2 separate regions of the Homo sapiens genome follow, and region 1 is linked to region 2. A link is a contact called in ENCODE Hi-C or POLR2A ChIA-PET data. All regions are on one chromosome and are shown on one strand. Each heading gives the region's core, a stretch centred on a gene start or an enhancer-like site at or near the end of the contact. The rest is flanking DNA. Distances are from core to core; before and after follow the strand shown.

Region 1 (3,172 bases), core at 101-2,600, 610 kb before region 2:
TCTCCATGTAGTACTTTCCAAGATGTTTGAAACCAAAACAGTTTAGAATACTCTCCCACCTCAGGGTCTTCCCTCCTTACAGCATTTTTCTGATAAATAGGAATTCCCCCTTAGGGATTCCCTAAAGTAAAACTGTTGCAGTCCATTCTGTTATATAATTAACTACACTGACAAGTAGAGATGTAATAGAACGTAATTGTTACTCTGGTTCCAACTTAATATCTACTACACACAAAGCCTTATGGAAGACATGCCCGAAATATGAAAACCATCACCCTTAATGTGGTGGATATGGTAGATCGACACTCAAACTTCCCATATTGCACAGGCTGTCTTGCAGGTAAGGTTTGATTGCAAAAGAAATTCTGCCAAAATATATGTAATTGGCTTGATATTTGAAAGGCAAAAGTAAGATGGAAGACATGTTTCTGCTGTTTGCCCTGTTTTCTGTTAGAAGAATGGTGACACAGACATGGGGTTTTTCAGCATCTGTGTTCTCATATTGAGTCTTCAGCTTGGTGGCTGTCAAAAAGCAGCCGTGACAAAAAGAGTAAGTAGCTGGACTCATGTCTCAGTGTCCAGCTACCATCATTCTGACTATGGCTTTTGATCTCTGTTTCACAAGTTTTGTGATGTATCACTGAACTCAGTAATTCCCATGGTGGCTTCACCATTTTTGTCTTGCTTGATTGTAGAAAATGGAATAATTTTGTGCAGTTTTGTGATTCATTTCTGGAGACAGCCTCGATTCTGCTCCATGCAGTCCATCTAATTACTTCTGTGAAACACCCTGTATTAAGTACCTTCCACTTAAAATATCTAAAGTGGTTTGTTTCCTATAGTGAATCCTGACTGAAACTCCCTCAAGATCCTTACAAACTCCCTCAAGATCCTTATGGGCAATAATGATATTTTATCAACAACAGACAGGTTCAAATTCATCAAGCAAATAAATCCTGAGTGCCTATGCAAAGCACTTGGATCACCTCTAGAAGAGCCGTGCACAGAGCACACCCAGTGCCGTCCCTCTCAAAGCTCCCAGTCCAGGGGGAAGAGGCATGCTACAACTCCAGAAGTACTGAGTGATATGGAGGAAGCCAGCAGAAAGCCGAATCTAGTCTGATCTCCGCACGCTAGCCTCAGCTCTATCACTCACCAGCCCTGTTTTCTAACCCAGGGGGCTAGATGAATGAAAGTCCCTTTCTCTCCAACATTCCACACCTCCACAGATGAGTCTTTGTACTCATGAGGGAATTTACTTGGATTTAAGTCCTAACAAGACTTCCTAAATCTTCAGTTCCCTAAATCTGAAGGTCAGAACACAAAGGTCACATAACACACATGCCCGATACAGTTTAAAAGGGAATAGGAATCTGTGACCCCGAAGTATTCTGTGGCAGCCTACAACTAGAAAGCCTCGAGGAGAAAAATCCAAAATTGTGGTTGCAGTACTTGTTAAGAACAGCAGAGAACAAACAGTGTCTTCAGGGTCTCTCTCTTCTTGGAAAATTTCTGCCTCCATGTCTGACAAGAAGGAAGATTATTTACAGACACTGGTTTCTCTTAAAGTACTCAGACCAATAGGTATAGTAAAAGAAATATTAGGCAAATGCAGTAATGCTTAGATCTCTCAAGAAAAGCCACTAATTTCCTTATGTGTCAGACAAGAAAATCTTTGAAACTCATAAATGAGAAGGAGTTTTTGTAGACGGAAAGAAAAACAGCAAGAGAGATCTAGTAAGACGTCTAAACCCAGTTCTGGCACCCGGTCCAGCAGTGGCTGCAGGCCAGGGCCTTCCAGGCCTCACTGAGCCTTAATTTCCTCACCTGTAAAATGGAGACAACAATCCTGCCTAGCTTATCCCATGGGTGTTTATGCTGATCAAGTGAAATACTAAACGTAAGAGCATTTTGTAAATAGCAGAGTGATATACATGTGAAGGAAGACTATTAATAAAGGAATTTCAAAGGAAAGCTATAAATAGTACTTTTTAAAGCCCAGGCAGCAAAAGAAAATGTAAATATAGCAGTGATTTTACAATTTTGTGATCTAGAGGAAGAAATGGTGATCAGAATTGTGACAAACAATGATGTCCAAAAGAGAAGAGAAACCAGCTCGGCTCTGTCATAATTGTCTCAGTTCCTGTACCACACACAACAATGGAAAGATTGCAGGGAGGGGCAGGAGCAGGCCTGTGACTGTGGCACACCAAAGACACGGAGACACAGCTCCAAGAAAATGACGCTTCTACCTCTGTAATAATAACAGTCAGAATCTCATGCTGTGGGTCCTCTATGGATCTGAAAGTGGCTTATGCAAGTGACTTTACCACTTTCTCAGTTTTATCTCTTGGAAGGAACACAATTGGACAGAGTGAGGCCAAACTCCAGGTTTGCTCACCTGGATGAACAGAAATGCAAAGGCAGATCTCACCCACAGTTAGATTTCAGGACCCAGAGGGGATAGGCAGGTTCAGACAAGATTCAGGCAACAACTCACCCAGATTTCTTTCTTTTTTTCTTTTCTTTTTTTTTTTGAGACGGAGTCCCATTTTTTTTTTTTTTTTTTTGAGACGGAGTCCCACTCTGTTGCCCAGACTAGAGTACAGTGGCACAATCTTGGCTCACTGCAACCTCTGCCTCCCGGGTTCAAGTGATTCTCCTGCCTCAGCCTCCTGAGTAGCCAGGATTATAGGCTCCTGCCACCACACCTGGCTAACTTTAGTATTTTTAGTACAGATGGCGTTTCGCCACATTGGCCAGGCTGGTCTCGAACTCCTGACCTCAGGTGATCCACCCACCTTGGCCTCCCAAAGTGCTGGGATTACAGACGTGAGCCACCACGCCCAGTCTCAGATTTCTAAGAGACCATGGAGGGAAACTAAGCAGGAGGTCAAGCACAGCCAAAACTGCTCAGTGCCCTCCATCCTCAATCCACTGTCAAGCGGTCAGGTTAGCAGACAAGTAGAACTGAGCCAAAAGTCAAGTCCCAGGCCCTTGGGCACAAAGGCACAGGAGAAGTTCTAGTTCTGAAGCAAACCAGTGACCTATTAGTCTGTACTGGGGTGTAGATATCACAAAGCTCTCCAGGGTATTGGGACATCAGGTGACAGAGAGGTGAAATAAGTGAGATAAATTAACTCTACCTATAATTCACATAAAAAGAGACATC
Region 2 (3,043 bases), core at 380-2,879:
CTTCCCTGTCGCAGTGGGCTTGCATCCCTCCACCTCAGAAATCAGAAAGGGTCTTAGAATCAGGAGCCATGAAATTCCCACCCCAACCCATTCAAGTAACAGCTGTTGGAACAGACGGGTTATCCCACCTCTCCATGTGAGTTTCTTCATTGGTAAAATGGGCTCATCTCCACCATGAGCCTTCTTCATAGGGCAACTAATCGCTCAAGTGACATGATGGATGGTTAAACACATTGGGAGGTGATCAAATTCCCCAAACATGAAGGAATAGATTACTTAAAATCTAAAGGTGAGAATACAGATGTCACACCCATCCACAGTTGAAAACAAAAAAGAAACTAGTGAATAATGCACATAAATGTACAGCTACATGCCTGGCCCATTTTGTATGGAACCCAAATTGCTCAACTAGTTTTCATGGTGCTCACCAAGATATTTCCAACTCTTTTCTCTAGGATTGGCACAGCCTATCCCCTTTATGTCTCCTATACTTTTGTCAAATTAATCACCCAGTGACTCAGGAGTTCAGAACATGAACTTACTCTTTAATACCTCCACTTGTTTGTTGGGGCATCTCCACCTCCTGGAATGCCTGTCCTCTGCATGTCTGTGTGTGCAGACCTGCTCAAATGCAGCCTCCTTCTAAAAGGAAGTCTTCGTTGATTTTCTCTGTTGTAAGTCATCTCAACCTTAATCTGAGCGCCACTTATCATTCTAAAAAATTATTTATTTATTTATTCATTTATTTATCTATTTCAGAAACAGGGTCTCACCCTGTCACCCAGGCTGGAGTGCAGTGGCATGATCACGGTTCACTGCAGCCTCAAACTCCTGGTCTCAAGTGATCCTCCCATCTCAGACTCCTGAGCAGGTGAGACTATAGACATGTGCCATCACACCTGGCTAATATATATATATATATATATATATATATGTATGTATATATATATATGTGTATATATATATATATTTTAGAGATAGGGTCTCACTGTGTTTCTCAGGCTGGTTTTGAACTCTTGGTCTCAAGCAATCCTCCCACCTCAGTCTCCCAAAGTTGAGATTACAGGTGTGAGTTACTGTGCCCAGCCCCTTATCATTTTTATTTGTACTTCACATTCTAATAATTTGTCTTCTCCTGAGTTTGTTGTTTCCTTGAGAACAAGGATTATGCCCGTTACCTAATGGATGACATTTATCAAACACTTAACATGTGTGATCTCTTTTAACCATCACAGCTAAATAAGGCTGTTGATACTGGTAGTTTTCATTTTGGAAATGAAGTAACAGGGGCCCAGAGAGGTTAAGAAAGTTGCCAGAGTTCACAGGTATTAGGTGAAGTCAAATTGGAAACCAGGGATTTCCAGTGTAAATCCTTAATTCTTAACATCCATGCCTCCATTTATTGTAGGTGTTTGGCACAGGAAGTGCTTAATAAATGCTTCTTAATTGAGTGAATGAATAAATACATGAATGAAGAAAGTGTGAATCTTCTAGTATGAATGTTCTCACTCCATGTGCAGGACCTCACATCCTCTTTCCATAGTGACTGCACAATGAATGTTTGCTGAGTTCAATGACTGAAAGGATCTATACTAGGGCAGATGTCTAGGGGACTGCTGAGACAAGAAGGCCGCAGAGGTGAGTCATTTTTCAACAGACGTGAGTCCTGTTTTTTGGGGGCTTACATTTTAGGAAGATGAGCATTGACTGGTATTTTTCAAGTTTAGGGAAGGGTAGATGTTGGCAGAGAAAAGATTATTCAACCTCAGAGAATGATCAACAGAATATTCAGAGGTAACCGGTAAGACAAGTCTAATTCTGAGCATGAATAAGCTTCTCCTTAAAGAGGAAATTGAACTGAAGATCACGAAGAATAACTAGATGACTCACCCATCAAAATAGGAAGTTCTCTCTGGTAAGGAAGATGGTGGCATTGAGGTGGCAGAAACCACAAAGATCCTCCTCAAACACTTACCACATAGCAGACTTCACTCTTGCTACTTGGGCTACTGTCTCTGGAGTGGAAGACCTGTCCACTGACCAGGACTTGATAGAGGCAGTGAAGCACTGTGTTAAAAAGACCCCAGGCCCTGGAGCCGCTGCCTCGCTCTGAACAAAGACTCCCTCATGTAGCAGCTGTACAAACTTGGGCATTTGTAAAAGTAGATATAATAACAGTTCCTTATGCACCGACTTATTATGAAGACTGAGAGTTAATAGCTGTAAGTGTATAGAACAGTGCCTGGCTTGTACTAAGCATTCACTGGAGGTTAGCTATTTTTATTGTGCTTCTATTGCTGACTCTAATTGTTTGTATATTTGAACTGAAGAATTCTCAGTGAGTTTTAGAAGGAAGAGAAGATGCTTACATATCACTTGGGTATGAAACAAGAGTATAAATCATACATCTTACATCTCATAACAACTTTATTCACAAGATGATCTTCTTTCATCAGCCCAAGGACTGGCTTCTCTAAACTGCCACATAATTGTCCTCTGCAGTAGAACTCCCCATAGACCATTATGTTTTATGTTTATGGACTTTCACCCAAGACTTTAACAGCAGCAATGGAAGGATTCTGCTAAAATCTTATGTTTCATTTTCTTTTACTTTCGGACCATTGGAACTATTAGAACCCATGATCTATTGTTCGTATATAAATATTACTCTAACCTGGAAAGTAGCTCTTTCTTTATTAAGGCAAATATTTATTTAATCCATGTTTTCTATTTAAAACATCAAAATATATATTTTAAAAATGCATACATTAAAGAAAAAAATGTATGCAAAGAATTTATAACCAAATGCTGGACTTAGCATTACTGCAAAAAAATCCCACAAGTTCTGATTTTCAATTTTGCAGATAGTCTTTACTATAAACATGTTTTAGTATAAACAATTTTTAAAATTATGACTGGTAAATAAATATTTCAGAATGTTATTTATTTATTTAAGTTTGTATATCAAGCATTGCCGCTTAACACCAGATGCTACAGTTTTAATTTGCATTACTATTATTAATTTAATACATTAATAACATGC

What was found. A loop is a pair of places that touch in the nucleus more often than their neighbours do. ChIA-PET counts read pairs that join two places held with the same protein, here RNA polymerase II (POLR2A). Pooled maps may share reads with other maps.
Region 1: a loop to region 2 is called in a pooled map, with 4 times the contacts of the local background. The contact joins two enhancer-like sites. A Hi-C loop is called at or near these places in 1 of 37 single-sample maps with no recorded cell type and 7 of 50 pooled maps. POLR2A ChIA-PET finds 5 or more read pairs at or near these places in 1 of 52 experiments (activated CD4-positive, alpha-beta T cell).

Annotation. Positions count from the first base shown.
Region 1 is chr3:188,389,174-188,392,345 of GRCh38, reverse strand. All of the region lies in intron 3 of LPP (LIM domain containing preferred translocation partner in lipoma), which reads right to left. Among named protein-coding and RNA genes, the nearest start is that of LPP-AS1, 180 kb to the left of the region's middle. Within about 2 kb of position 1,350, at least 18 of the 41 ENCODE cell types and tissues checked have a DNase peak (open chromatin) inside an H3K27ac peak, as active enhancers do.
Region 2 is chr3:187,776,402-187,779,444 of GRCh38, reverse strand. No RefSeq gene overlaps it. Among named protein-coding and RNA genes, the nearest start is that of BCL6, 32 kb to the right of the region's middle. Within about 2 kb of position 1,629, at least 7 of the 41 ENCODE cell types and tissues checked have a DNase peak (open chromatin) inside an H3K27ac peak, as active enhancers do.